Regions from separate parts of the Homo sapiens genome. Here all the other regions are linked to region 1. A link is an interaction called in ENCODE POLR2A ChIA-PET data of the cell type or tissue named here. Cell type or tissue: IMR-90. All regions are shown on one strand. Each heading gives the region's core, and the rest is flanking DNA. Links, peaks and the distances in the headings are about the cores only.

What was found. Peaks named below come from ENCODE experiments on the same cell type or tissue, not always from the same donor. Only the 100,000 strongest peaks of a DNase experiment are listed, where the experiment ranks them.
Region 2: POLR2A ChIA-PET joins it to region 1 with 7 read pairs; 2 of 35 experiments call an interaction of 5 or more read pairs at or near these places.
Region 3: POLR2A ChIA-PET joins it to region 1 with 5 read pairs; 3 of 35 experiments call an interaction of 5 or more read pairs at or near these places.

What each region holds. Positions count from the first base shown.
Region 1 is chr10:31,254,903-31,265,306 of GRCh38, reverse strand. It overlaps LINC02664 (long intergenic non-protein coding RNA 2664), which reads right to left. Exons shown (of 3, transcript NR_134478.1): 2 at 5,271-5,325; 3 at 3,755-4,312. It also overlaps the pseudogene RNA5SP309. Among named protein-coding and RNA genes, the nearest start is that of ZEB1-AS1, 59 kb to the left of the region's middle. In IMR-90, for the core only: no CTCF peak of the experiment used is centred there; a DNase peak (open chromatin) is centred at 3,566; H3K4me3 peaks cover 353 bases; H3K27ac peaks cover 2,117 bases.
Region 2 is chr10:30,770,239-30,780,642 of GRCh38, reverse strand. No RefSeq gene overlaps it. Among named protein-coding and RNA genes, the nearest start is that of LINC02644, 52 kb to the right of the region's middle. In IMR-90, for the core only: no CTCF peak of the experiment used is centred there; a DNase peak (open chromatin) is centred at 4,232; H3K27ac peaks cover 1,546 bases.
Region 3 is chr10:31,332,945-31,343,348 of GRCh38, reverse strand. The region is part of intron 1 of ZEB1 (zinc finger E-box binding homeobox 1); the gene reads right to left. Among named protein-coding and RNA genes, the nearest start is that of ZEB1, 19 kb to the right of the region's middle. RefSeq lists an enhancer at 1,547-1,686. In IMR-90, for the core only: no CTCF peak of the experiment used is centred there; no DNase peak of the experiment used is centred there.

The DNA of each region.
Region 1 (10,404 bases), core at 2,601-5,100:
TAGAGTTGTCTGGGATCTTGGAATCATCTGCTAGATCTTCTGCAGCCAGTGACGGGTGGGGGGGAACAGAGGGTCTCATGAGATTTAGGGGTCAGGCCTAGAAGCAGCACACACACCTCTACCATATTTGAATGGCCTGAGTGGGTCGCATGACCACACCTAGAGGTCCACCTGGAAATGTAGTCTTCTTATGTGCCCAGGGTGAGAGGGAAATGGTTAGTGAATATATTGCCTTGTGGCTACGTGTATCATTAAAAAGTTCAAATCCTGTCTTTGCAACATAATAGTTGATTGAATTTGGGAAAGTGTCTAGGCCTCAGGTTGGTTGGTTTGTTTTTATTTCTAAAATGATGGCATAAATGATACCTACCAAGCAGGGCTGTTATGCGAACGAAATGAGATTATTCATGTAGAGTGCATAATAGAGGGCCTAACACACAGCAGGCACATCGAATTTCCTGCCTGATTCTCCTTGCATGAGGAGCAGACTGATTTAATCACTGTGGTTTTATAATATACTTCAATATTTGATCGGGCTAGTCTTTCACCAGTTTTCTTTTTTGTTTGTTCATTCGTTTGTTTTAATGTACCTTATTTTTTCAGAGCAGTTTTAGGTTGAAAGAAAATTTGAGTGGTAGGCACAGAGATTTCCCATATCCCCCATCCCCATATATACCCAGCCTCCCCTACTGCCAACATCTCCCACAACATCTCCCACCAGAATGATGCATCTGTTACCTCTCTGAACCTACATTGACACAACATTACCCAGTCTTCTTTTAATAAAATAAACACTTTTTGAGATGGCTTTTTCTTCCAGGTGAACTACTATGCAATTTTTTTCCCCTTCTGAAAGTGTGTCAGCCTGGCTTCTCCAGAAAGTAGAGGCCAAGACGAAAGGCTTAATGTTATTAGGAAGTGCAACCCCAGGAGACACCCAAGAGGGTCCCAGAGAATGAAGCAGGGAAAGTAGAGCCTAAACAAGAAGGTGCTAGCTCACTGGCTGCTTCTCTGTGCACCTGATTGTTTCTTTCTACAGGGCTATCCTCTGATAATTTGAACAGCGTCTCAAGCCAGTCAATCCACAAGGAAGAGGGGGCCCTCATAACTCATTGGTTTAAGTTTCACTCACTGGCCCTTATATCTCATTATATTTAAGTTTCACCCCATAGGGAGTTCACTCCACATACCTCAGGGTTGAACATGACTCAGAGCCTAGTGTTCCATGGTGTGTCATGCCCAGGTGTCAGATGGGGTCCTGGTCAGATCCCCGGCAGAGCCAGCGCAGGACAATTGGCAGAGCAATGGAAGGGATGCCGAGAGAACGTAAATATGGAATAAGTACCCTTCTTTCTGTTATCCAGTTTTCCCATTCTAGAACTTAGCAATACCATTTGAAAAGGAAGTTCTTCCATTTACTCCTAAAGGCATGTTCCTTATGTTCTCTTGGATTTGCTTCCATTAGGATCAAATCAACAAAAAGCTGTATTATAAAAGGGAGAGGGTGGGACCCCTTAACTTAATGAAGAAATGCCATCTCCTGATGTAACCACCAGTCCCTGTGAGGTAACCTAACTTAGTTAAAGAGAAAATGCAGACAGTATGATACTGTTTTGAAAGTCAGAGGGATTTGCTATTGCCTTTGGGGGAAAGACTTCACTCATTCCCTGGCATAGGAGCCCGGGGATTAGAGAATCAGTTAGCATTCTCCTGCCTCTCCCGAGCCACTTCTGATCATCATCAAGGCAACTTATATTCTCCCCAGATGCTTATTAAGGTACCCTACAGCTTTGTACTTAGCAGTAAATTACTCTTGTTCAAAACGTGGCTTGAGAACCACGTGATAGCCAACTTAGCACTGAATCCTATAGAATGTTCAGTGTCGAAAAAGACATGTGATGGATCTCCCTCAAACTATACTCCCCTGCCTGCCACCAAGAACTCAAACTCTTCCTAGACCATAAATAACATCCTGGGCACTGTAAATACCTCCAGTGAGCTATATGGAAGGAACTTGCCCCATCTTTTGACATGCTAGGAGTCTGAAAGTCAGTTACAGGTGATCGTTTTGCACTCAAGAGAATGGTCTCTATGAGCCTGGTTTTTCCGTCCTGTACAAAAAACTTAATGAGATCCAGGTGAAAAGTTTCTGGCCTACGATACTAAGGGGTCTAATACGTGCAACCAAAGATACCAGTTATTTGTCAGGATGATTATTCTGGGACACGCTGAGCTTTGGGTTGGTCCTTGTCCAACCACAGAATTGCTGCATGCCCTTTGGAGGTGTTTTACTAGCTTCTCCATGTCTAGATGTACTAGTGTTATTATACAATATCAGATTTCCCCACAAAATGCCAATGCAATTGGCTATTCATTTGTGTGCACCAACATTATTATTTACTGTACTTAGTCCGTTTTGTAGTATTTAGTGACCTTCACCAGAAGTTCAGCATTCTTGGCAGGCATTTTTCCCTTGGCCACAGAGGAACCCTGTATTTCTCTGGCTCTGGCTCCTTCCAAGAGATGGGAATGTAATAGCAGCAGCTGAAGATATGAAAATAACTGGGAACAAAATAGACATCAAATTCAGAAAAGGACTGAAAAAAAAAAAAAAACCAGCAGAAGCCGTTCTTTTTCGACACTGAACATTCTATAGGATTCAGTGCTAAGTTGGCTGTCACATTGCTATTTTAAACAGAGGGAAAAACATAGGTAGATCGACATGTGATTTTATATTTTAAACACAGATATAGAATTCTGACTCCAGATTTTACTCTTAGATCCATGTGGGTGATTAATCGTAAATTCTGAAAAACATGGTTACAAGAATAGAACAGACTTCTAATACAGTTCCCTTTTTAACCAGACATAAATAAAACTTTAGAACTTCACAAAAAAATGAGTCTAGTGGGGTGGATGATGTTTCTGTTAATAATTTTAGAGTGTGATTTTTTTCAGGTTTAAAAAAAAAAAGCTTCACTGATTGTAAGGCTGAAGTTCATTGAGATACACAATGTCTTTCAGTGAGCATTCCAAAAAACCGAATGTCTCCTTCTGGCATGAATTGTTCTTTCTGCAGCATTCCAAGCTGACACAGCCACATTTCTTCCGTTATATGTTCTATTACCCATGAGACTGCAGGAGAGTCCCACCTAAAAGCATTAATGTTGCTACATTACCATAAAAGTCTGCCCTGCGAGTATTACTTAAAAAACAAACAAATGGGCCGCATTAGAACAGATTGATAGCAGCCTCCCCTCTTGGATTGAAGAAAACATCCACTTAACACTCTGGTTGCTGTAGGTTCATTCCTGCAAAGAGGATATCAACTTCCAAGTTAAAGCCTTTCTACAGTGTACAGAGACATCCATTGCCTTTTTTGCTTTTTTTGTTTTTATTTTTCCCCTAAGGTATTTAAAATATGTGCAATATCTTAAATCTAAAGCTATCTTTCAGATTAAGAAGGAGAAATATTTAAACATTTATGCATTCAGTTCATGATTCAGAGATTTATTTATAAAACTGTTGATTTTGGGACACCCAACTCTTGCATTTAAACTGCCGAAGTGAGTCATGTTGTGGGAGGTAATTACTACCAGAAAGTACAACTAACTTGTAAGCTTCTCTTTAAAATGTCCACTCACAATCTACAATTACTGCAAATAACAGGCTTACCAGGACTTTTACTCTGTTTTATGGCTGTGTATATTTATTATGAGTGCATTAGGCAATACCCAAACATACTTTTCTCGCATAGGGGTTCTTATAGGAGAAATGAGTCCCTTTATTAGTATCAGTGTAGATTTCTGAGGATGTAGGATTGAAAAGATATAAACTCAAAGTATCCCTTCCATTACAGGAAACAGCCTGGGGAACAGCTGGTTCAAGAGTAATAATAGATTCCAATTGTCAGAAAATGTATACCTATGATTTGTGCATCGTTAAAGAGCATATCCAACCCACTGAAATTCTAGCAGGCACTTCCCTCTTTAACACCTCCATGCCTCTCTGAGGCTGACTTTGTGTCCTCCTGGGAGGCTGTCTGAGTCTTCATTCTGTGATTGATGAAGTCCACACCTAACTGACTAGAAGCTGAGTGGGCAGCTTCTTGTGGGCCATAATGTCAGAGTCTCTGAGAACATCCTGCAGTTCATGGTTCTTTCTGCACTGATCAATGCCTAAAATTTCACAGATAAGATGTCCAGAGGTGGCTTACACCTGTAATCCAGCACTTTGGCAGGCTGAAGCAGGAGGATCACTTGAGGCTAGGAGTTCAAGACCAGCCTGGGCAACACCATAGGGAGACCTGTCTCTACAAAAAAAAAAAAAAATTAGGAACAGAAATATCTAGAGAGCTGGTGTTGTAGAAAGGAGAAGGAGTAGTAGGAGGGAATTCGGTGTTTGAGTCAAAGTAAATAAGAGACTGCTGCAGCAGGGGTTGGGGAAATCACCCGAAAAGAAAGGCTGGAATTTCCAAAGACAAACTCTGGCTTCCTGATGTTTTTGCCCTGCCATATCCTTAACCTACCTTTGACTAAACCTTGCTCAAAGCAACTCCACTGGGATACCAAGGCCACCCAGTCTTCCCTAAAGCTCCCTTGACTCCTGCAACAAACACATACTCTTCTTCGGTGGGCTTGAGACTTAACCAACTAAATAACCATGCCTCTTTACACTGCCTATGATCCAACAGCCTTATTGGACCTGTCCACGTTCATTCATTTGTACTGTTTCACTCATAATTTATTCAATACTATTGATCGAGTGCCCTCTATGTGTCAGTTGTTGTGCCAGGCCAGGCATGGTGGTTCACGCCTGTAATCCCAACACTTTGGGAGGCCAAGGCGGATCACCTGAGTCCAAGAGTTCAAGACTAGCCTGGCCAACATGGCAAAATCCCATCTCTACTAAAAATACTAAAAAAAAAAAAAAAAAAAAAATTAGCTGGGTATGGTGGTGGGTTCCTTTAATCCCAGCTACTCGGGAGGCTGAAGCAGGAGAATCGCTTGAACCTGGGAGGCGGAGGTTGCAGTGAGCCGAGATCGCGCCATTGCACTCCAGCCTAGGCAACAAGAGTGAAACTCCATCTCAAAAAAAAAAAAAAAAAAAAATTGTTGTGTCAGGTGCCGGAACATAACCCAATCCCTGTCTTTGAGGAGCATATTGACTGGCTGGAAAGACAGACCTCAAGAGTGGCATTTCCGAACTGCATGACAAATGTTACGTAGGAGTGAGTGGTTTTAGGGAGACACATCAGAAAGGCACCATACCTGAGCCTGGGGAACAGAAAGCACTTCCCACGAGTGCCCATGTTTCAGCGAAGACCTGAAAGAAAAGAGAGGATAGGCAGGGGACTAAAGGGGAAAACGAAGGTGAAGAGACCAGGTATAATATACTGTGCAGGAGGAAAGGAAGAAGCCAAAGCCTGTGAAAAACGTGAACGTGCAGTTCAGGGACATGTGATTAGTCCAAAATGGGTGGAGCCGACTTTAGATCAATAATAGAGTGATGATAGAGGAGGCTGGACAGGGAGACCAGAATGTGAAGGACCTTGTGTGCCACACTAAGGAGTTTGAATGTCAGTGGGACCTATTGAAGGACACATCCTATGTGCTTCATTTTCCTTCCAGGTACTACTGAGGCCTGACCCTGCTAAGCCTCCCAGATCAGATGAGACTCGCTGTGTTCAGGGTGGTATGGCTGCAGACCCCATGTAGGGTGTTTCTATTGGAGCAGCCATCCATCAGATTCTTTATATGCTTGCATCTAAGCTTGCAGGCTTAATCTTGAACAAGTTTGTACACCCCCAAAATTTGGCCAGCTTTCCTCTCCTAACTTTCCTCAGTTGACCTCGGTCATGGCCAGAACTACACACTCTTTGAGTCTTCTGACTTGTGGCGTTGCCTAATTTGTTCCACCTCTCTCAGCCACACACTCCACACTCCTCAACTTTACGATCCATCTGGACCCACAGTTTACCTGTAACCCTTCTAGTTCGCATATTTCATGGAAGTCTCTCTCTTGCTCAATTTTAACTCAAATTCAGGTCTGGAACATATAAAAATGTTACCATTCACTCAACAAATATTTAAGGAATTAGTACTACATGTTAGGAAGTGTTCCAGGCAATACAGTAATGACCAAAAAAGATTAAGTTTCTACCCTCATGGAGTTGACATTTTAGAGGAAGAAAATAGACAAACAATATATCAGGTGGCAATATATTGTTGTTTAATAATCATTGGTATTTAAAAATTGGTATGAAATAATTATGGTTATAAAGAAAACTTAAGTTAGGACTGCTGGAGTGTGTTATTTTATATAAGATTTATATATATATATATGTACACACAAATATATATACGTATACCCATAGACAAACACAAATAGAATTAATACATGCTTCTATAAACATGTACCAACAAATTTTTAATGACTTCAGGTTTCAACAATTAAAAATGTCATATAACTAGTTTGAAGTTAGAGATAAGTGATGTTATTGTCACTTATAAATTTCAGGTCTCAAGAATCTTTCTGATTTTTTATTTATCAAATTCAATGTGTAATTATATTTTTAGCCTTGTAGTGTAATATAGTACACAGGATTTTGCAGTAATCTTATAGTCTTTCCTTGGTTTGAAATACAAATGTGACACATTGTATTTCTGAATTAGCATTTTTCATTAGGAAAATATAAACATTTCTTTACATTTTCTTTTAATTTTCCATTTAGAATGATGGCAAAACATTATTGGTACAACCTTGTGGGCAAGAGTAGGGATTTTGATAGAGTGATGTAAGTTCTATAATATGTGCCTAATAGGAGTGACAGCAAAGGGGGATGGAGGAGCAATATATGATAAAATAAGAGCTGAGAATTTCCAGAATTGTAAGATGGCAGGAGTACTCTGATTAAAAGCACACTAGTAGCAAGCAGGATAAATAAAAATAAATGTACAACATAGTAAAATTGAAGAACATCAACAAAGAAGAGGCAAATATTAAAAGCTATCAGAAATAACAGATTCCATGCAAAGGAACACTCAATAGATGGACAGTGGACTTAAGATGTAAGAAGACAGTGATTATCTTCCTGGGCTGAGAGAAATTAACTTTCAATTGAGAATTTTATACCAAGCAAAACTATTAAAATGCATAAAATTAGGACATTTTTATAATCACAAAGACTTAGACAAGTAACCAATCATAAACTATCATTACAGGATATTCTTTTAAAAATGAATGTAAAGAGCTTTTGCATGGCAAAAGGAACAGTCAGCAGAGTAAACATACAACACACAGAGTGGGGGAAAATCTTCACAATCTATACATCCAACAAAGAACTAACACCCAGAATCTACAAGGAACTCAAACAAATTAGTAAGAGAATAACAATCCCATCAAAAAGTGGGCTAAGGACATTAATAGACAGTTCTCAAAAGAAGATGTACAAATGGCCAACAAACATATGAAGAAATGTTCAACATCACTGATGATCAGGGAAATGCAAATCAAAACCACAATGCAATAACACCTTACTCCGGCAAGAAAGGCTATAATAATAAAAAAAAAAAATAGATGTTGGCGAGGACGCAGTGAAAAGGTAACACTTCTGCATTGCTGGTGGGAATGTAACTAGTACAAACATCATGGAAAACAGTGTGGAGATTCCCTAAGAGCTAAAAGTAGAACCGCCATTTGATCCAGCAGGAAAAAATATGCCTGGAAACTTGAATAACACAGGTTAAAGAGGGAAATCACAATAGAAATTACATTTAGCATTAAACAGTAATGAATGTACTACATAGCAAATGGCTAAAGTTATGGTAGTCAGAGGTGAATTTATAACACAAAATGACATCTTTAAGAAATAAGATATATTGGCCAGGCGCAGTGGATCACGCCTGTAGTCTCAGCACTTTGGGAGGCTGAAGCGGGCACATCACGAGGTCAAGGAGTTCGAGACCATCCTGGCCAACATGGTGAAACCTCATCTCTACTAAAAATACAATTAGCCAGGCACGGTGGCACGCGCTTGTAATCCCAGCTACTCCGGAGGCTGAGGCAGGAGACTCGCCTGAACCTGGGAGTGTGGAGATTGCAGTGAGCCCAGATCGCACCACTGCATTCCAGCCTGGGCGACAGAGCAAGACTCCGTCTCGGTGGGAGGGAAGGAAAGAAGACATGTTAAAATAAATTAGCAATTGGATTAAAAAGTTAGAAAAAGAAAAGCAAAATAAACACAAGAAATGTAGAAGAAAAGAAATAATAAAGAATAGAAATTAATTAAACAAAGGAGCAATAGAGAGGATAAATAAAACCAAAAGCTTTTTATTTGAAAAAAACAACAAGAGAACAATCAAGAAAAAATACAAAAGGCACAAATGTATAATACTAGCATCTAAATAGGGGACTTTCCTATAGATATATGTGTTTTTTAAAAATACATTTTATTGTGTATATTTGAGATTTGCGACAGGATATTATAGGAAACATATAGTCAAGTGGTTACTATAGTGAAGCAGATTAACATACTTGTCATCTTACATAGCTACTAAAATCTACTTAACAAAAATTCCTAATACAGTACAATTTTATTAACTGTAGTGCTCATGTTGCACATTAAATCTCTAGACTTGTCCATCCTACATATTTGCTATTTTATATCCTTTGACCTACATCTCTCACTTCCTCTCCCCACCCCACCATGGGAACCACTGTTTTTCCTGATAGAGATTTTTTTTTAAACCACAAAATACTACTAGTAACAAATTTAAAATTTTAGATGAAATAATTTCTTTAAAAATAAATTACAAAAATTAATTGAATGAAAAATTTGACAATATGAATAGTCTAATCGCTGTTAAAGAAGTGAAGTCAGCAACCAAAACTCTTCCCCACCAAAAAGCCACCAGGTACTGATGATTTTACAGCTAGGTGTTATATCTTCAAGGTATGGATAGTCTCTAACTTATGTACATTATTTCAGGGAGCTGGAAAAGAGGAAAAGCCACAGAGCTTATTTTCAAACCTAGTGTAATCTTGAGATCAGAAAAAAATATAAGAGAAGAAAACTGTAGATTCATTTCATTTATCAGCAGAGAGATAAAACATTCTAATTCAAATGGTAGCAAACCAAAATCAGCAGTGTTTGTGTTCCAGTTGGGTTCATATCAGGAATGGAAGGGTGGTTTCAAGAAGAGATTCCAAAATCTTTTGATATGGTATACCATATTTAGACGTTAAGAAAAGCCTTATGATTATCTCAGTAACTCCAGAAAAAGCATTTGGTGAAAAATTAATATTCATCATAATTAAAAAATTAAACTAGGAATAGAAGTGAATTTTATTTACCTAATATTCAAAATCTACGTAATCCTGCATATTGATGAGACTTTAGAAGCATTACCATTAAAGTCAGAGACAAGATAAAGATATTTTATGTCACCACTTCTATTCAGTAATGTACTAAAGGTTATAGTCGATCCAGTAAGACAGATAAAAACATAAGGGTATAGAATTGGAAAGAAATATGAAGCATATTTACATACACATACAATCTAAGAGGTATTATTTCTAATGATTAACCAATATACGATTCTAAAAGTAGAGAGTTGATCTAGATTTTTGGATACAAAGCATAGCATAATCAATAACACTCTAGTAACCAGAAAAGCAATACAAAAAACATACTTTTCACAATGACAACAAAGACTATAATTTACCTAAGAAGCAATCTAATAAAGATATACAAGATAATGAAAAAATATATAGCATTATTGAAGTAAAGGAAGTCCTAAATAAATGGAGAAGTCCCGAGTAAAAACCATGTTTTTGGATAGGAAGATTCACTATAATAAAGATGGCAGTTCTCTCCAAATTTATTTATAAATCCAATGCAATTCCATCAGAGTTTTATATTTAACTTGACAAGTGTCCCTAATATTTAAATGGTAGAGAAAAGGACAACAATAGCCAAAAAAAAAAAAAATTGAAGACGAACAAGGTGAGAAAGAGATGAATAATTTTTGTAAAATTATAGTGATTACTACAATGTGATTCTGGCACAGAGACAGACAAGATGACAAGTGGAATAGAATACAGAGCTCAGCCCCATGCATACAGGGAAATGTAATATGTCAAGAGCTGCATTACAGATCAGTGGGGTAATAAAATGGTGGTGGAGCAATTAATTGTCCATATGGAAAATGATAAAATTTAATTCTTACCTCATTCCCCAGACCGAATTAAAAACTAAATGTGTAGAGCAGCATTTTAAAAATTTAGATAATAGCATATGAGAATATCTTTAAGACGTGAGGGTGGAAAGAGAGTTCTTGAACAATATACTAAGCAATTAAGAAAAAAAACTGATAAATTTAGCTCCATTAAAATATAAAACTT
Region 2 (10,404 bases), core at 3,279-5,778, 490 kb after region 1:
CTCCTGGCTTCAAGAGATCCTCCCACTTCAGCCTCCTGAGTTTCTGGGATTACTGATGCACACTACCATGCCCCACCTGCTAGAAAAGAGTTTAGAGTAGGAGACCCAACTGGATATAAAATAGCTGGAAAGACAGATGCCCTGTTGTAGGACAGGTTAAGCATCTGTAGCTCCACCACAGAGCTGTTAGCATGGCACAGTTGCCCGGTCTGAGTCTGGGATCCTGGCAATAGGTGTGCTTAGCACCACGCCTGGTATGTGCCACGTGCCCACTAAATGGTAGCGGTTGTTAACCCTGACTGCTGCGTCGAAGACAGTTTCATGGGAAGAACAGCTTGCCCCCTGCGTCCAGAGGACAATTAGACCTTTTCCAAGTGTCTAACAGGCCCCTCAAACATGGCCAAGACTTGAGGATCTGGCCCCAGTTCATCCCTTATGGAGTCATCCCACCTCTGGAAATACCCCTGCCATCTATCCTGATGTTCAGCCAAAAACTGGAGGCCATTTTTTCCTTCTCTCTTTTGCCAACCCCCACATCAGATCTCATCAGCAAGCCTTGTCAACTCTACATCCAAAAAGCATGCTGCATCCCCCAACTCACCATCTTCCCCTTGCTCTACCACAGCCGTGGTTCAAGCCACCTTACTCTCTCCAGTTCCTGAGCAGCTGCTGATGGATTTGCTCCACTCGAAGCCCTATAATCAGAGCGTGCTGATTAAAACCCCACTCTGTCAGGCCAGGCTCTCTGGGAAGCAGAAGGCAGGATGCAGTTGGAAAGGAAAGGAGTTTACCAGGGGAGACCTGCAGAGTATGCAGAAGAGAGGAAGCACAAGGAGGCAGGGAGAGCCTTCAGACCAGCATGTGGGTCTGACCCCCGGAGAAGAGAGAGCTGAAGGAAAGAAGAGAGGGTAGGAAGAGCTTCAGGCCACACTGCAGCTCTGAGAAAGCCCAGCCAGACCAGCAAGGAGCTTCCCAACGGAGTCCGGGCTCATGCACCCCCGTAGAGATTGGTCTTTGGGCGGAGTATGGCCGCAGGTCGAACACTGCAGGAGGATCTTGGTGGCACTGCACTTGGAGGCTGTCCACTGCCTGCTCTGGTCCCAGCAGGTCCTCTCTTGAAGTGGGAGCTGAGCAGTGCCCCCATGGCTCCCACATTCACCATTGGGTTCCCCTTGCCCTTGGGGCAATATAACCTGGCTCACAGAACTCCTACCTACCTTAGTGCCCTCACCTTCCCCGCCCTGCAGTGGGGAAGTGCTCCAACCCCAGATCCTCAAACAAGCCAAACTTCTCCCAATGTTATGGCTTTTCTGTCTGTGTAGATCATTGATCTCCTTATTCCTCCAATGGCTGGCTTCTTCCTGCAATTCAGATCTCAGTTCAGTGTCAGCAGAGCCTTCCCTGGATCTTCCACTCTTATGCACCACCCAATCATTCTCTTTCATAGCATCTTATTTCAGTCTTGCAGAGCCTTTATCATTGTCTGATTTTCTTCCTCCTCCTTCTCTTCTTCTTCCTCCTCCTCCCTTCCCCTCCTCCCCTTCCTCCTCCCCTCCTGCTCTTCCTCCTCCTTCTTCTTCTTATCCTTCTCATTCTCCTCCTCCCCTTCCTCCTTCCCTCCTCTTCTTCCTCCTACTCCTTCTTCTTCTTATCCTTCTCCTTTTTCTCCTTCTCCCTCTCTTTCTCCTCCTTCCTCTTCTTCCTCTTCCTCCTCCTCCTCTTCTTCTTCCTCCTCTCCTTCTTCCTCTCCTTCTTATTCGCCTTCCTTTCCTCTTCTTCCCCTTCTCCTCCCTCTCCCTCTTCTTTTCTTTCTCCTTCTCATTCTTTCTTTCTCCTCCTCCTCTTCTTCTTCATCTTCTCCTTCCTCTTCCTCCTCCTCTTGTTCTTCCCCTTCCCCCCTCCTTATCCTTCTTCTTCTCCTTCTCCCCTTTCTCCTCTTCCTCCTCGTCCTTCTCCCCCCATCCTCCCACTCCTCATTCTTTTCATATGTGTGTATTCAATGTCACTTTTGAGATCAGAGGCCTTCTCCGACTTGTTATCACTGTGATCCTAAAACAGTACTTAATACACAGCAGGCACACAAACACAGGAATACACAGGTGCAAATGCAAGACCTGCAAAAGCTGGAGCACCAGGATTTAGTAGTTGAGTGTTCTGGGCAAGGTTCTGGCAACTTTTCAGATACAAAGAATTGGGTGCTGAAGGTTTGCAGGCTTCTACTCTGCTCTCCTGGGTGCCTTAGGCAAATCTAATAGGAAAACACAGGGTGCCACACACTGAAGGTATCTAAACCTTTATCAGTTCTTTTTCTGTTGATTATACCAGACTACCTGAAACTGCATAATTTACAGAGAAAAATATTATTACTTCTGAGAAGTCCAAAGTCAAGGGACCACATCCCGTGGGGGTCTTCGAGCTGGTGGGGACTCTGCAGAGTCCCAAGGCAGCACAGGGCATCCCATGGTGTGCTCATTATATGGCTGGTGTCCTAACATGCTATACTCAAGTCTTTCTGCCTCTTCTTATAAAGCCTCCAGGTCCACTCCCATAATAACCCATTAATCCATCAATCCTTTAATCCATTATGAAAGCAGATCCCTTATGATTCCATTACCCCTCAATACCGCCAAATTAGGGATTAGGTATCAACATGAGTTTTGGAGGGGCTGTTCAAACCATAGCAATCTTTTAGGGCTGTTAGCCTAACAACTAATGGGATGTGTAGACATGCTAAGGAGGGATGGATCAGAACTTCTTTCCTCAACAGCCCTTCTCTCACAGTAGCTTTTGAAAATCCTTTAGCATAAAAGGTTTGCTTTTGTTGTCTAACTCAAGAGATAGTTTCACCTGTTGGTAATTTAGTTATCAGTGGATTTGGTTCTAGAACATTCTAGTATTGCTTATGGTCTAAATGTTAGTGTCCCCCCAAAATTCATATATTGGAACCTAATGCTCAATGTAATAGTATTGAGAGGCAGGGCCTTTTGGGAAGTGATCACATCATGAGGGTTCCGCCTGCATGAATGGGATTAGTTCCCTGATACAAGAGGTTGAAGGGAGCTTCCTGGCTCTTCTGCCATGTGAGGACACAGCAAAAGGCACCATCTATGAAGTGGAGAGCAAGCCCTCTCCAGACACCAGATCTGCTGGTGCCTTGATCTTGGACTTCCCAGCCTCCAGAACTGTTACCAATAAATTTCCGTTGTTTATAAATTACCCAGTTGAAGGTATTTTTTTACAGCCGCCCAAACAGACTAGAACAAGTAATTTGCCCTGTGGACTTGAGCAAGTCACTGAATCTCTCTCTAAGCTTGTTTCTCCAGCGGCAAACTAAAGGAATGTTTATTTCATTTTTTCTATGTCTTCATGGATAAAGGGAAGATGTGTGAACATTTTATGGGATGCTACTTTTGGGAAGCAGGATCTCATGTATTCTCCCAATCTCATTGCCCTATTGAGGTGGCTGCCATTCTGCCTCTATCTTAATCCTTTCCTAGGGCAGTGGTGGAGATGGGGTAAGAGCTGGACAATAGAGACGGGGAAGAACAAGTCCCCTCCCATGCCAGACTTAAGTTGCTGCAGAGAGAGATACACTCTTCTTTCTTTATTTTTCTTTTCTTTTTTGTTTTTTGTTTTTTGTTTGATTTTTAGAGATAGAGTCATGCTCTATTGCCCAGGATGGAGTGCAGTGGTCTGACCCTAGCTCATTGTAACCTTGAACTCCTGGGTTCAAGCGATCCTCCTATCTCAGCCTTCCAAGTAGCTAGGATTACAAGTCATACAACTAATGCTCGTTATTGCTTTTATTTTTTAATTTTTTGGTAGAGGCAAGGTCTCACTATGTTGCCAAGGCTGATCTCGAACACCTGGCCTCAAACAATCCTCTTGCATCAGCCTCTCAAAGCACTGGGATTATAGGTGTGAGCCACTGCCCCCAGCCTTGAGCTATACTTTTCCAGCATAATTCTTATTTTGTGGGGGCAGTGGGAGGGTCATTCTCTACAAAGTCTTCTTTCTGATATTTACAAATAAATGTTTCCAATTAATATTTATATACCTAAACAAGTAAAACCTCCCCACTGGAACCAAACCCAGCAACAGCCTTAAAAACCCTGAAATTTCCAATTATCCCAAATCCTCTTGACTAGCAGAACACAGCCCTCTCAGCACTGTATGTGCTGTACTAGCGAATCATCCCAAAACTATTACAAAAATCTCAGCCGGGCCGTGGCAGCTGCAGCACAGATGTTCTGCATAGTGGCAGGAGCATTGTTCAGTATCAATAAACACCACCTCTGAGACATAAAACGTGAGAGTTGAGCTAGAAATGGTGATAACAAGAGCCATGAAGACCATTTGCAGGGAAATGGAGTGAGACCCAGGGCTGAGAGGGAACCCCTCCCTCTCCGTGCAGGATGCCCAATTTCAGAGCATGCTGTGATGGGAGCACTAAGGGCTGCCTGGCCCAGTCTCGGATCTGAGTGCTTAATGGCCAGTTTGCTCTTTGAGAGGGGTACCCAGAGCCCAGTGCTATACCTATACCCCACAATTTGTGGTTCCCAAGCCCTGAGCCCACCCTCTGGTGTTTGTCCGCCTAAAGATGTAACTCTGCAAGTGCTGGTTTCTGAAGCGGCTCACGCTGTCCTCAGCTCCAGATGTTGTGGGCTGGCTGTAGCCAGTTTAAAAGCAGTAACTCCTGGCCAGGCATAGTGGCTGACACCTGTAATCATAGCAGTTTAGGAGGCCGAGGCAGGCAGATCACTTGAGGTCAGGAATTCCAGACCAGCCTGGCCAACATGGTGAAATGCTGTCTGTACTAAAAATACAAAGACAACAAAGCTGGGCACAGTGGAAGCCTGTAGTCCCAGCTACTTGGGAGGCTGAGGCACAAGAATCGCTTAAACCTAGGAGGTGGAGGTTGCAGTAAGCTGAGATTGTGCCACTGCACTCCAGCCTCTTCTTCTGGGCCACTCAGGAGAAAATAGGGGATCGGGGCAGAGGTGTTGGCCTGGGCTTCTTGTCCCTCTGATCTTTGACCAGATTCCCATATGTGCGTGTGCCTGCCTGTTTTCTTAGCACTCGTTGAGATATTTCCAGGCCTTATAGAGTTCTCAAGGTGTCACCTCCATTCTCAGAAGACAGGTGCAGCACCTGGAGCCCTGCCCCCTCGTCTGGGCAGGTGTGCTAAGCAGGTGGTGCATCCCCAAGACAGCACCTATTCCTCCCTTCTGAGCACCTCTGCCTCAGGTGAGGCATGCACTGGGGATTCCAGGCTTTCAGGCTTATTAGATTAAATGAGATTGAATTATTAGTGAGACTGGAGGCCGAGGCTGGGCTTGAGGGGAGATCAAGGTTTTGGTGCTGGGCATGGATTGGCTTAAGCCAGAAGCTTCCTCTCCTGGCTCCTGCTAACTGCTCTGAGAATACACATAGGTATTGGAGCCACCCTCCTGGCCCCTGGCCTCACCCCGGGGCCTCACCTTGGGCCTAGAGCTGCGGTGCCCCTTCTTGATCTGTTGCCAAACACCAGCCTTAACCAGGGCTCCGTCAGCCTCTCGGCGTGTGTCCTTTGGGCAGCTGAGGGAACACACCATAACACAAGCGTTTTCCCGAGCCTTTTCAGATTAATAACTGCCATTTAAAAACAATTAGAAGTGATTGATAATTAATTTCAGAAATAGCCCTTGCCAAATAACTCATTAAATGGAATCTCCCTGGTGCCAGTTCTGCTCACTGTCAGGCTTTCAGCCCTCGGGAAAAGGATGCTGAGTTTGATCAAAGTTTCCAGTCGGAATCGTTGCCATCGCCGGCTGCTTTTGTGATCCCTGGGCCATCTGATGTCCCAGCAGAGTCTGGACTCTGCAGGGAACCTGCAGGCTGGGATTGTGGGTCAAGGTAGGGGAGGGTTCCCGCAAGGAGTTGTGGGGAGGGTTTGTGTCTCTCCTTCAGGGACTCAAAGCAAAGCTGAGAAATTCTCCTTTCTATGCGTGTGTCTTCCTGGTCTCTGCTTCCAATTGCTGGGCAAAATGCTGATATGAGAATAAAAATCCAAGCGGCCGGGGCATCTTTCCAATCGTTCAGCATCAGCCCATGGGTAAAGTGGCAGCTGATGCTCCCTGGGGTCTGTGGTTCGCCTGGCAGGATGGGCTATGGGCTTCTGTCCTCTGGAAATTTCTGGCAGGACAGTGATCCTCTGAAGATGGACTTACACCACCAAGTGTCTGCTGACTGGGCGGGTGAGAGTGTGAAATGGGGCTCCACGGAGCTCTGTGGGAGACAGAAAGGAGTGGCGTGGCGGACAACCATTTTCTTCCTTCTCTTTCCAGCTTGGCCAGCGGTTGGCTCTGTTTGTGCCAGATACTGCTTTGCTGTGCCTCCTGGAAGCAAGGCCCCTGTCACTAGCGAGACCCCAGAGACACAAAGAGCTGTGACACAGGCCCCCCGCTTGGGCAGCTCCTGGTCCAGCTGGAGAAATAAGATGTATGCATACGTGAGGAATCAAAACAACAAATGCCCTCCATTGAGGACACCCATTGTGATGTCCCTTGAGGGGTTTGGGTTCTGCTAAAAGTTCAAGAGAGGAAGAAAGCCCGTACTTTGTGATCCTGGAAATTCTTCACACAGGAAATCAGATTTGAGCTTTGTCCTAAAAGCATGGTAGGATTTGGAAGAAGGTGTGTGTGTGTGTCTCTCTGTGTGTCTCTGTGTGTGTATATGTGTATGTGTGTGTGTCTGTGTTTGTATATGTCTATATCTGTGTGTGTATGCATGTGTCTGTATGTGTGTGTATCTGTGTATGCCTGTGGGTATCTGTGTATGCCTGTGTGTATATGTGTTTGCCTGTATGTCTATGTGTGTATGTGTGTGTGCCTGTGTGTCTGTGTGTATGTGAGTCTGTGTGTGTATGTGTTTCTGTTTATGTGTGTATGTGTCTGTGTGCATGTGTGTCTGTGTGTATACATATGAGTGTCTGTGTGTATGTGTGTGTGTCTGTGTGTATGTGTGTGTATGTGTATGTGTGTGTAAGTGTGTATGTGTGTGTGCATGTGTGTATGCGTATGAGTGTGTGTATGTGTGTGTCTGTGTGTATGTGTATATGTGTGTGTATGTGTGTGTGTCTGTGTGTATGTGTGTGTATCTGTGTGTCTGTATGCATGTGTGTGTCTGTGTGTATGTGTATGAGTGTCTCTGTGTGTGTCTGTGTATATAAGTGTGTGTCTGTCTATGTGTGTCTGTATGTGTCTGTGTGCATGTGTGTGTCTCTGTGTGTGTATGTGTATGAGTGTGTGTATATGTGTTTATGTGTGTCTGTGTATATACGTGTGTGTCTGTGTGTATATGTGTGTGTGTTTATATGTGTGTATGTGTGACAGGGATAGAGAAGTATAAGTGCCCATGGGGACAGCACAGGGTGCGTCAGGGTTGTGGGTTCACCTGTTGGGGGGGTGTGAGGAATGGTGGGAATCCGGCTGGAGAGGTGGGTCAGGGTCAGCCCATGGAGGGCCTTGGAAGGTGGACTTTAATCTGACAGAAACCTTGTTTGGAAGGAAGTGATGAGATCAGGATGTGATTCCAGGGCTCTTTCACTGGAAGGGACCATAGAGAAGCGTCTGCCAGCCTGATGTGTGATGCATCAGGGCACTCTGGCTATGGGGCGCAGGATGGATTATTGACATGCACAACAGTCTCCTCAATCTGCAACTCTGAGCTACTGAAGGACACACTGCACCCCCAAAAGCTACTGTTCAGTATTACGCTACAAATGACATAAAAACCTAAAATAATAATGCCTTAAGGTTTATTTGTTCTCACATTCTGAAAGTTCAGGGGTTGGCAGTTTAGAGATGATATGGTATTCTGTGGCCCTGGCGATCCATATGCTTCCAGCTTGTGGATCTGCAGTGCATGCCTTTTATTCCCAACAGCTTCTCATGGTCCACGATGGCTGCTGCAACTCCAGCCTTCACGTTCCCATTCCAGGCAACAGGAAGGAGGAAGGGATGAAGCAGGAAGAGAATGGAAGACTAAACAGGGTCATCAATTCCTTCACACTTTTTCCATTGACAAGTGGAGTCTATGTCTCCTCATCTTGAATCTGTCTGTGACTACTTGGTTCACTGGAAGGTGGCAGAAGTGATGTTACACCAGTTTCCAAGTTCATGTCTTAAGAAAATGGCAGCTTCCACACTCTTTAGGAACATTCTCTCTGGAAACCGTGAGGTGCCATGTGATGCACCTGACCACCCTTCCAGCCATCCCCATTAAAGTGCCAGGGATGTGCATGAAGCCATCTTGGCCCCTGTAGACCAGCCCATCCATCATCTATCACCAAGTGACCTCAGTAGAGGAAAAAATCATATCACCTCTTTGAGTCCTAGCCAAGTTTCTGACCCAGAAAATTGTGAAAAACAGTAACAATGACTGGCATTTTAAACCACTAAGTAATGGAATTTTGAACGTTAAGTTTTGCAGCAATAGATAACCTGAAGAGAATTTGCTAGATGGAAGTGGATTGCTGCTATAACAGAAACCTAACACATGGCCTTGGTTTTGAGATGAGGCACTGGGCAAAAGCTGAGGGGACCTCATGAAGATAGTTTTTTGTTGTTTTGTTTTGAGACAGGGTCTCATTCTGTTGCCCAGACTGGCATGCAGTGGTGCAATACTGGTTCAGTGCAACCTCCATCTCCCAGGCTCAAGCAATTCTCCTGCCTCAGCCTCCCAAGTAGCTGGGATTACAGGCATGTGCCACTACCACCTGGCTAATTTTTTTTTTTTTGTACTTTTAGTACAGATGGGGTTTCACCATGTTGCCCAGGCTGGTCTGAAACTCCTGACTTCAAGTGATCCAGCCGCCTCGGTCTCCCAAAGTGCTGGGATTACAGGTGTGAACCACCATGCCCGGCCAAAGATTGTTAATAAAAGCTGGAAGGACTCCAAAGATTCTGTTCACAAGAGCTTAGAGGAGAGTGAGGAAAACATCACTGGAGGCTGAACAGAAAGCTTGGACACACTGTCACCTGTGGTAAACTGGAAAATAGGAAAGTACCTGATGAACTCAGAGGTCTTCAGAGAAGAATCCAGGCAGAGATAGAAGACACTGCTGGCTTCTCATACCTGCCTATGATAAGCTATAGGAAGAAAGAGTGAACTAAGGAAAGAACTACCAGGGTGCAGAGCAGAGCTCAGAGCGAGTGCAAAGGAGCCAGGACCTTCCGGGTGTGATAACAAACCTGTTTCTCATCTCCATCCTGTCTCAGCAAAAGTGTCACAGTAAGAAATGGCTTCAGGACAAAGATCAAATCTTTGTACAGAATGACCTTGGAGTGAAGATTTCATTGAGTATGACTGTAAGACTTTAATAACTGCCAAAATATTTAAGGATATGATATGCCTGGATACTGGAAGGTGGGGGCTTCTAAGAGTCTTAAAGGCATGCTTTACAGACTTTCTCAGACAATACAGCTTTAAAGAATTTAAATGCTATTAGCATTGCTCACAATAGCTTTGCCTATTGCTAAAGGTGGAGAAAGATCTGACATGGAAAGAAATGTGACTTTTCTTTAATGGAATTGACCACTGATTGGTATATGGGTAACCCACGAAGTTTTTAAGGGAATTGTATCAGCTTGGACTAAAAGGATAAATGTAGTACAAAATGAATTTTATCCTGCTGGAATGTTGAGCCTTTTATTTCCAACAGCTTCTCATGGTCCAAGATGGCTGCTGCAACTCCAGTCTTCACATTTCCATTTCAGGCAACAAGAAGGAAGAAGGGATGAAGCAGAAGAAGTATGGAAGACTAAAGAGAACCATCAATTCCTTGACACTATTTCTATTGACAAGTGGAGTCTATGTTCCCTCCTCCTGAATCTGTGACTACTTTGTCCACTGGAAGATGGCAGAAGTGATGTTATACCAGTTTCCAAGCTCAAGTCTTAAGAAAATGGCAGCTTCCACACTCTTTAGGAACATTCTCTCTGGAAGCCATGACCTGCCATGTGATGCACCTGACCACACAGCTAACAACATTCCAGCAGGAATCCAGCTCAGCTGGGAACAGTCTGAGAAGAATACTTCTCTGTGAAGACTTCTTATTTCTTATTTCTTTTTTCAGCTGCCATTTCTTATGAAGAAACTGTCAGGAGCCACTGGGAGTCACTCCCAGAAAGCAAGATTTTGCTTTAATCAAGGAACTGGAGACATGGGCTTGACTGGATTTCCAAATTGCTATGTACCAATCATGGCTAATGCCTCCTTTCCCTGTCTCTTTTGAATAAACAGTGTTAATTGGAGTTTCCCTATCCAGCTATTACCATTGTCGTTAAATGGAGTGTGGGGTGGTAGGGACATGTCATTATTTCTCTACCTCGCAGGTCTTCAGAACAGGCAGAACCAGACTTG
Region 3 (10,404 bases), core at 3,044-5,543, 78 kb before region 1:
GAAAAGAAATTAGAGACTTTAAAAGCAAATGAAATATCAGATTGAATCATCTCTAAAAATGAAACAGGATTGCTCATCAAAACATTCTAAAAATGATTAACTTAAAATGTTAACTACAGTTTAGTGCTAAAATGAATAAACTTTTTCCTGTGCCACAATATAACATAGAAAGCTCTCAAGAGCTTCATGAAACAAAACCATTCAAAAAGAAAAATGGGGGAGGGGAAGGGTAAAAGGATCGGCAAGGAAACTGAGAATAAATGCAATCCACTAGCCAGTGGCTAAAGATTTAGAAGAGCAAGTGCATTTTGTTTTTACCGTCCTTGGAATGTGTACCCAACAGCTATGAAACAAAGAGGTGAGATGTGCTGCCACAAACACAAACAAAAATTTTGTTCTACTACTATATAAAAAGGAGGAGGTAGCTTTTCTTGCAGGGGAGAGATACAAGATTTAGAATTCATACCTTAAGTAGAGCTGGCATGTCAGGTAAAATTTGAAACTTTTGTATTTATATTCTGAATATTTCTGGAGCTTTCCAACGAGCTTATCCATATGGGGGAAATAAATTATATGCAGCAAGCCCAATTTATTCCTGTCTTTTCAGCAAACCAGATCTAACCTCAATCTACGTTTAAAAAGCTAGAATTGAAATAAGAAAGCTTATCTATTCCACTCTCTGCTGCTTCTTATCTATAGATCTCCAATTATACCACTTCATTTATGAGGATGGTATCATAATGTTCCTCTCTATTCAAACTTCTAGTATAACCTTAGGAGCCTTCAACATCTACATCGACGCCTACAGAGATTCAATAATAAACATCCTTTACTCCACTGCTAAGACTTGACCCTTTGTCATAACACTGAACAACCCTATCTCAAAAAATCATAACCTCCACCATTTTACTCTCTGATGATAACTTTCTCCCCTTCTACATCTCTCATGCCTTTATTTCCACTATCCTCAGAGAGATCTCCAGACCTAAAATTTCTCTATTTTCCATCAGCTCCCTAATCCTGGGCTCAATTCCTTTCCTACTGGCTCTACCACTAAAAATTGTGAATGTAAGTTACTTAATCTCTTCTTACCCGGTTTCCATATCTGTAAAATGGGAATAATAGTATGTATCTCATATTCTCTCATTTATTCAACAAGTATTTGAGCCTATTCTGTATGTCAGGCACTGAGAATAGCACAGACAACAAAGCATACCCACCTTGCTCTTATGGAACTTACATTCTAGAATCTTCTGTAACAACTATGGTTGTGGTGAGGGTTAAGAGTTAATATACGTAAAGAATAATGTACAGCACATAATTTGCAATATTTGGCACAGCTGATCATCTAAACTGCTCTAACTTCAAACAACTTGGTTTCCCTAAACTCACAACTTTTACTGTACCATCTGGTAAAACCTCAATCCTAGACTAATGTTACATTCTGATCTCCCCCACCAATTTAAGGCTTCTAAGGAAATCACAACGATATAGATTTGTTCCATTAAAAATGTGTGGTTTCTAGTCTTGCTTGGATCTTCAGGTTGGCCCACTGATTATTTCATTTTTTTCAGTTCCTTTTCTTATCTTTGTGGGGCTTCTTTTTCTCTACTTGACTCTGAAACACTTCTGTTCTCCAAGCTCCTGTCTTCTGACCTTTTTTTCTCTTCAGCCCACACACCTTCCCTTGATGGTCTTATGCTTTCAATCACCTCCTGCAAACTGATGAACTCTTCAAGCTGTATTTCCAGCCCAGGACCCCCATCTATATCCCACAGCATCAAGTTCAAAGGTTAACTGCCTTGTTAGCCTTCCTCCATTAGTGATGTCACAACCATCTTAAACTCAAAATATCCAAAACTGACTTCCGTTTGTCTCCTCAACTGATTATTCATATATTCACTCTGTTTGGTGTCATCGCTATCCCTGGAATCACCTCAGCTAGAAACTTTGGAGTTAATCTCGTCCATTTTTTCTCTCCCACTGGTCATTTCCAAGCATCGAGTCCTACTAAATTTACTATTTATCAACAACAAAAAAAGTACAGACTCTGAAATCTACTCCCTCTTCTCCATTTCTATTAAGTGTCAGTTTAAGCCCTCGTCACCTCTTATCAAGCTAACTACTTCCCAAATGGCCTCTCTGCCTCCAATCTTTTTCCCTTCAAATTTATCCTTCACATCAGCTATCAGAGTACTCTACTCAACCTGAATACAATCAAATTGGGCCCCTACTTAAAACCCTTCAATGACTGTCCAACTCACAAAAAGATGAAGTTCAAGCTCCTAAACATGGCATTTAAAAAGCTTCCATGATTTGGTTTCGTATCTCTCCAGACTCAACTCCAATCACTCTCTTACCCTTATCTCATACTCCTTCCAACAGAGATCTGCTTGTATGTCCAGAACATTCCATGTTGTTTCTCACCCATGTGCCTTTGCTCCTGTTCTCCTTTAGGCTATTCCTCTCTTCCTATTCCCCTGGGCCCTCTCATTTCAATGCTCATGCACTCACAATCAATATCTACCCTTCCTTGTCTCTCCCACTGACCTCCCTTTAGTATTCAGTTCAGGCATTATCTTTTCAAGTAAGCTTTCTCTGGCCATTCTTTCCATTTCTCTGTATTATAGTGACCATGCTTTATACAAGTGTCTGTTTTGTGACTGTATCCTTCATTTGACTGTGAACTCCCTAAGTATAGACCACAGCTTTACCTACCATTCCATCTCTAGCACTTGGCACAGTGCCTAGAACATGGTAGGCAAACATCACATGTTTGTAACATCACACTATTCAGTCTCATACCAATACCAAGTCATCAAGTACCAAATTGTAAAGTTACATAAAACTGAAGATCAGAAGCTGGATGATTTGTTTTTCTTTTCTGAATGTTAAGTGCTACTACTAAAATGCTATCAATGGGTCTTAAAGATTAGCTGCTACTCCATTCAACAAAAAACAGATTTCTATATTGCTAGAGTTTACCCTCTAAATGATTTCAAGTCTGTCCTAAAAAAGTAAGTTAGTAATTCATAAAATGTATCCCTAGGTGTTTTGACATCTGAAAAAAATATATCCTGTACCAAAAGCAGGATATGCTTGGTATGGAAAGGGAGAAACAACACTTGATGCCACAAACAATGCAATCATCCTAGATAATTCATTGAACCCAATTTTTAAAAGAAAAAATTTAATATGAATACACATGAACCTTACAGTAATGCACACAAATAAATTATGGAGTAACATAACAATTTTGCATTAATTTTAAAGATACAATCAAGAAATATTTCTCACTTTCTGAGAAACATTTCATGACGTTTATACCCCAAAATCTACCAGGGGTATAATTTGTTCTCCTGTGCTGTGTTGATATGGATTTATCTAAAATAACATAAAAATACCATATATTATATGACCTCCTCTCCCTAGTAGAGAAATGAAGCAAAACAAATAAGAGATGTGGGTGGTACACTGTCATAATCACCCAGAGCTCTCTGTGAACATCCCAAATTATCTGACTTGATGGTCACAGCTATAAACTGCTATAAACTATTTTATATAGGTTTTTTTTTTTTTTTAATTTGAGACAGAGTCTCTCTCTGTCGCTGGAGTGAGTGGTGCAATCTCAGTTCACTGCAACCTCTGCCTCCCCGGTTCAAGCGATTCTCCTGTCTCAGCCTCCTGAGTAGCTGAGATTACAGGTGTGCACCACCACACCTGGCTAAGTTTTTTGTATTTTTAGTAGAGAAGGGGTTTCACCACATTGGTCAGGCTGGTCTCGAACTCCTGACCTTGTGATCCACCCACCTCAGCCTCCCAAAGTGCTGGGACTACAGATGTGAGCCACGGCGCCTGGCCTTATATAGGTTCTTAACAAAATAAATGTCTACTTCACTGCAAGAGCTTTCCTTTTTATTTAAAAGTAAATAAGTCCTTACAATATGCCACACATGTGCAAAGAGACAGGAAATACTCTCTCTCAGAAGATTCTCTAAAAGTGAATTTAGGCCATATAAACCATTTCTGCTCTAAAGAAAAATCATTAACAGTCATGTGTTTTGCCTGTTAAAACCATGTGTCACTGAAAGTTAAGCTATTTAAAGTAGCTAACAAAAAGCACAAAGAGAAGCTGAAATTCTTAGAGATGTTTTATATCTATATATATAGTGAGCATATATGGCTACAGGATGAGATCTTCTCTCAAGAACTTCTACAGTAAATGCTCTAAATGGAGTGTGGGTCTGAATGGGTAAAGAACTATTACTCTAAAGGATTTGTCTGATTCTTCTCTCTTTGCCTGGTGCCTCACTTTAGACTACTACTACTAGTTTCTTCACAAATTACTTAGAATTTTCCCTGTTGACAGTCTAACTCTATTTTACTATGAGAATTTCCCAAAGGTATCATGTCAACATCCCTGAATCAAATATCACTCTCCCATAAATGATTTATACATCATTTATGATGTATAAATATCAAATTTATACACGCTACTGTTAAACTCTTATTTTAAATCATGACTCCATTAACCCACCTTTGGAAGAAGAAAGTACACTATCACCATTTGTGCATTACGGGTAGATCTGCAATCAGACTAACAGGTACTTTTGCCTATCTATTTTTCTCATCTCATGAACGTACGGACACAAAATTCATTGAAGAGTAAATCTAAGCAATGTCCAGCAGTGTGTAATTTACCAGTATTGCTTTTTACATTCTCAGATCAAACAAAGGGAATAATATAATTATTTCATCATAATCTGACAATATGCTGGCACCGCTCAAAAATAGTACCCTGTTTATTAAAGAACATTGAAATAGATGACATACTCCTCTTAGAGATCTACTTCATATGGTCTCTTACAGCTTAGTGGTTAAGTGCACAGACTGTGGAACCAGACTGCCTAGGTTTGAACACAGGCTCCACTTACTAGCTAAGTGACCTTACCCAACACTTTCCGTGCCTCAGTTTCCCTTTACCTATCAAAGATAGCAGGATCTTTCTCATAGGGTTGCAATGAATACTAAATAAATTAATATTTTAACGATATTGAGAATAGTGCCTGATACAAAAATGCTATTGTTTGATAAACAAAATAAAATGTAAATATTCTAAAATGAAATGTTATATCCACAAGTGCAATAGTAACACACATATTTTAAGTTAGAAAAAAATATAATAAGGTAATACCTTTCTCAAACTTCCTAAAAGGTGGTCAATAAACAGAAAATATGTAAAGGTAGAAGCCAAGTAAATTTAGTGACTACAAAAATATAAAAGAATTAAAAATGCCTATACCCCTAAAAATAAATGAATACATTTTGGAGTATCACACAACCAGGGTTAGAAATTATTATGCTTAGGCCGGGCGCGGTGTCTCATGCCTGTAATCCCAACACTATGGGAGGCCAAGGCAGGTGGATCATGAGGGTCAGGAGTTCAAGACCTGCCTGGCCAAGATGGTGAAACCCTGTCTCTACTAAAAATACACAAATTAGCCAGCGTGGTGGTGGGTGCCTGTAATCCCAGCTACTGGGGAGGCTGAGGCAGGAGAATCGCTTGACCGGGGAGACGGAGGCAGCAGTGAGCCGAGATTGCGCCATTGCACTCCAGCCTGGGAGACACAGCAAGACTCCATCAAAAAAAAAAAAAAAAAAAAAACAGAAAGAAATTATTAAGCTTTATCTGCTATATTAAATACAAAGATAGTATAAAATACTAAAGATACTCAAAAGAAATTGATTACATTTGAGAACTCACAAAAATTAAACATACGTACATAGGAAATACATGGCAAATACTGAGTTCCCCCAAAAATCATTCACTTTTATTTTTTCAGTTACTATTTTAGATTAAATGTTGATTATCAGTAGCCATAAATTACTATCAGTAATTATTAATATCAAACATTAAAGAATTCTATAAAATAAATTTAAGGTATAATAAGTAATACAATAAATATCTGAGTTCCACCATCGTTTTTTTTTAAACACACATTATCCTGACCTGTGATATCTACTCTGTGTCCAAATTCACTCATTCCTAAATTTTATGTTTATCATAGACTTGTATTATGTGTATTGGTATCCTTAAACAATATATTACTTAATTTTGCGTGTTCTTTGATTCTATATAAATGGAATCACACTATATTCTTCAGTGATTTGTTTTGTTCGAACATTATTTTCCTAGGATGATCCAAGTTGTTAAGCACAGGTGTAATTCATTCATTTTTCAGTATTGTGTTGCATTCCATTGTATAAATATACTACAATTTACTTATCCTATTATTTATTTTTTTGTTTTGTTATTGTGATCAGTACTGTATAAACAACTACATACATTACCTGGTATGTCTGTATAGAGATTTCTCTAAGACATAGGAATACTGGGTCATAGTGTTATGTGTATCTTCAACTTTAATAATGTGAAATTATTTCCCAAAGTGAATGTACCTACTTACATTAGCATCTGCAACGCCTAAGTGTTCAGTTGTTCCATGTCTATACCAACAGCAGTATTAGCTGGCTTCTAAGTTTTGAGAATCTAGGAGACATGAAATGCCTTCTTAACGTGGTTTTAATTTGCATTTCCCTGATTCCTAATGAGGTTGAATATCTTATAATACACTCCTTGGCCAAACGAGTTTATTCTTTTGTGAAGTGCCTATTCAAGCCCAGTTTTCTATCAGATTGTTCATCTTTATTTCCCTGGGTGGTAGATTTTGATATGTGCTAAATACGGGATTAGGCACTCTACAGTATCTATTAGTGAAACAAAATTCTTAATTTTGATGTAGTCATATTTGCCAATCTTTTGCTCTGTGTTTTATGCCTTTTTATCTTTACTCAAAGTCATAGAGATATTCTAGCCTATCATCTTTATAAAGTGTTACCATTTTACTTTACCTATACCTTTACCTTACCTACAGATTTAGATCTATAATCCTTCCACTGGTTTCTCTAAATAGTGTGAGGCAGCAGTCCAACCCCAATTTTTTCCATTTAATTAACCAACAACCCCAATTATTGAAAGGGTCATCCTATTTCACTCATTGGCAATCCCAGTGCCATCACAGATCCATTTCATGAATGAGTATCTTGCTATTATCTCTTAGTTCTTCCATGTAAGTTTTTGGATTAGCGTGTCAAATTCAACAAAAACCTGTCAATATTTTGATCAGATGGCACAGAACTTACAGATAAAATTGGGGAGAAATGGCACCATTACAATGTTCAAGTCTCCTTTTATAAACATGGTACATTATGCTATTTAATTAGATCTTTATGTCTGCCAATGTTTCATAATTTCTCCATAAAGATATTGAGCACGTTGTTAGATTTACTCACAGTGTTTTATACTTTTATGATGATATAATGCTACCTCTTAATTGCATTTCTATGCCAGCAAAAAGTCTGAAAAATAATTGAATTTGTATAATAATTCTGCATCCAAATTTAAACTTTGAGTAATTCATCTGTGAATTTTTCTGGGTTACACAGATAATCATATAATCTGCAAATAATAATAGCTTTTTCTTTCTAATCATTGTATCTTTGTTTGTTTACTGTACTAGCTATACTTCTAGTACAATGTTGACTAAAAGTGGCATTAGCAGGCACACTTGTCCTTTGATATCAAAGGGAACCAATGCCTTCAATACTTTACCATGAAGTGGAAAGAAGGTAGGGCTGGAAATTTTCTTTGGAAAAAAATGCCTTTATCAGGTTAAGAAAGGGGCCTTCTCATTTACTGACTTGCTAAGAGTTTTATCACAGATGGATCTATTGAGATGCTCACATGATTCTTTTCCTTTAAACAGATGATGTGGTAAATTCTATTAAGTGACTTTCTAATATAAAACCAACTTTGAAATTCTAGAGTAAACCCAACTTGGTTATGATGGGTTACTTTCTTACACATTATTGGTCAAGTACAGTAATTCCCCTTTATCAACAGGGCATACGTTTCAAGACCCCCTGAGGATGCCTGAAACCATGGATAGCATGGAAGCCCTATAAATACTATGTTTTTTTTTATTATCTGATGACCAAGACGGCTACCAATGGTAACTAATGGGCAGGTAGCATATACAGTGTGGATATGCTGGACAAAGGGAGGATCCACATCCTGGGCGTACAATTTAAAACATATGAATTTTTATTTCTTGAATTTTCCATTTAATATTTTCGGACTGTGATTGAGCATAGGTAACCACCTACAGATGGATAAGGGGGTACTACCATGTGATGATATCTAATCTATGAATTTTTGTACATAGGTCTGAGTTAAAGACAATCATCATTTTTTATACTTAGAGCTTCGTAAAAAAAAGTTGGGGACAGTCATTTCTTTTTCCAAACCATGAAATACTCTCTGTACAACTGGAATTATTGTTCCTTGAATGTTTTGTAGAATTTGCCAGTAAACCTGTCTAGAATTGGTATTTTTTTCTTTGTAAGAATATTTTTCCTTTTTGTTTTAAGGGTATTCCATTTTCTATTACTTCTTGGGCCAGCATGAGCTACATTTTTTTTTAGGAATTGGTCCACTTAATCTTTCAACTGCATTAAAATAAAGTTGATCATTCATGAAACACCTGTAGTAACATTCCCATTTTCATTCCAGATACTGCTTTATGACTTCTTTCCCCACCTATTAATCTTGCCAGTGGTTTGCTAATTTTGTTACTCTTCTCAAATAATCTATTTTTAGTTGCATTGTTTCCTTTTTGAATTACTTTTACTTTCTCTAGTTCATTAATTATTCCCCTGTTATTTCAATCGGGGAGTATGCTTTTTTTCTAATTCTTAAAATTGCATGTTTATTATTCCTCAACCTTTAGTCCCATAATATAAGCATTAAAATCTATAAATTCCCATTTTAGCTATACATAAGTTGTCGTGTACAATAATTTACTGCTATCATTACAAGTTTTTCTTTGATCCACAAGTTATTTTGAAATAAACATGTTAATTTCCAAAACACACACACACAAAATTTCTATTTAAGTTAATGGAATTGTAAACAGAAAGTGTAATGTGATGCCAATCCACTGAAATTTGTTAAAGCTGGCTGTATTTGACCAGAATGTGATCAGTTTTTCTAAGTGTTCCTCCTCTACTTTAGTTGTGGAATACAATGTTCCATACGTGTCCATTACAGCAGGCTTGTAAGTCCTGTTATTAAAATCATCTATATTTTTCTTAATTTTTTTCTGCTTGTTCTCACATTAACAGAGATTATTTTAAATAAGCTATAATAATGATAAATTTACCTATTTCTTCTGCAGTCCTAGTTTCTGCTTAATGTATTTTGAAAGTGTATTATCAGGTAGTCACTTATTTAAAATTATACCTTCCTTTTATAACTATTGAGTGACCCTCACTCTCTCGGACAGGTTTTCTGCCTCAAAGTCAACTTTACATGATATATATAGCCATACAACATTTCTATTGGTTAGTAGTGTCAGGAATATCTTTTTAAATCCTTTTTACTTTCAAGCGAGAATATGCTTTTTAAGGTATTGCTTGTAAACAGCATATAAATATATTTTGTTATTTTATCCCATCTAATAACCAGTTTCTGTTAAGTGGAGGATTTTTTCAACTCATATGCACTGTAATTACTAATATATTTGCACTTATTGCTGCTATGTACTTTTGTGCTACTTGTCTTCTCTTTTCCATGTTTTCTTTCTTCAGCTTCTTTACCTTTTTTTCAGATTGAATATTGTTTCTTGTTCTACTTCCCTTCTCTACTAGTTTGTAAGGTACACATACCTTCTAGATTTTTATTCCTTATCTTAGAAATTTTAACATGCGTTAAAACTTACCAAGCCTACCCGTAGCTAATCAATAATTTTACCCTCCTCCCAAGTTTTATATAATGTCTGTCTGAAACTAAACATATTTACCACTTCTTGTGTTCTTTATCCTTTTTACATTTCAGACCATCCATCTACAACTATTTTCCTTATCTGTGAGAATGTGGTGATCAGAAACTCAGAGAATGTAATGGTGGAAGTATGATCCAATACTGTTACTTGCACTGCTGACTTTACATTAAAGATATATAGCAATTCCCAGGCTCTATACAACTCAGGTGAAAATGAACAAGATGGGAGTGTTGCTGTGAAACCTTAAAATAGCTAACACCTTGCTTTCCTCTCCACATGCTTAATATACTGTCAAAGAATAGGCTGTGAAGATCTGCCTTACTGCTTTATACCATTTTTGAAATTAGTACAGTAAAACTCCTTTATCTATTAGCAAGAGGAAGATGATGTTCCCCACCAAAAAAGTCAGCTTAACTTGATAAAATTATATAGCATTTTATAACCATTCAGTTTCATTACTGTCACAGATAATACATAGGCAGGTTAAGCATGTAAACAAGGT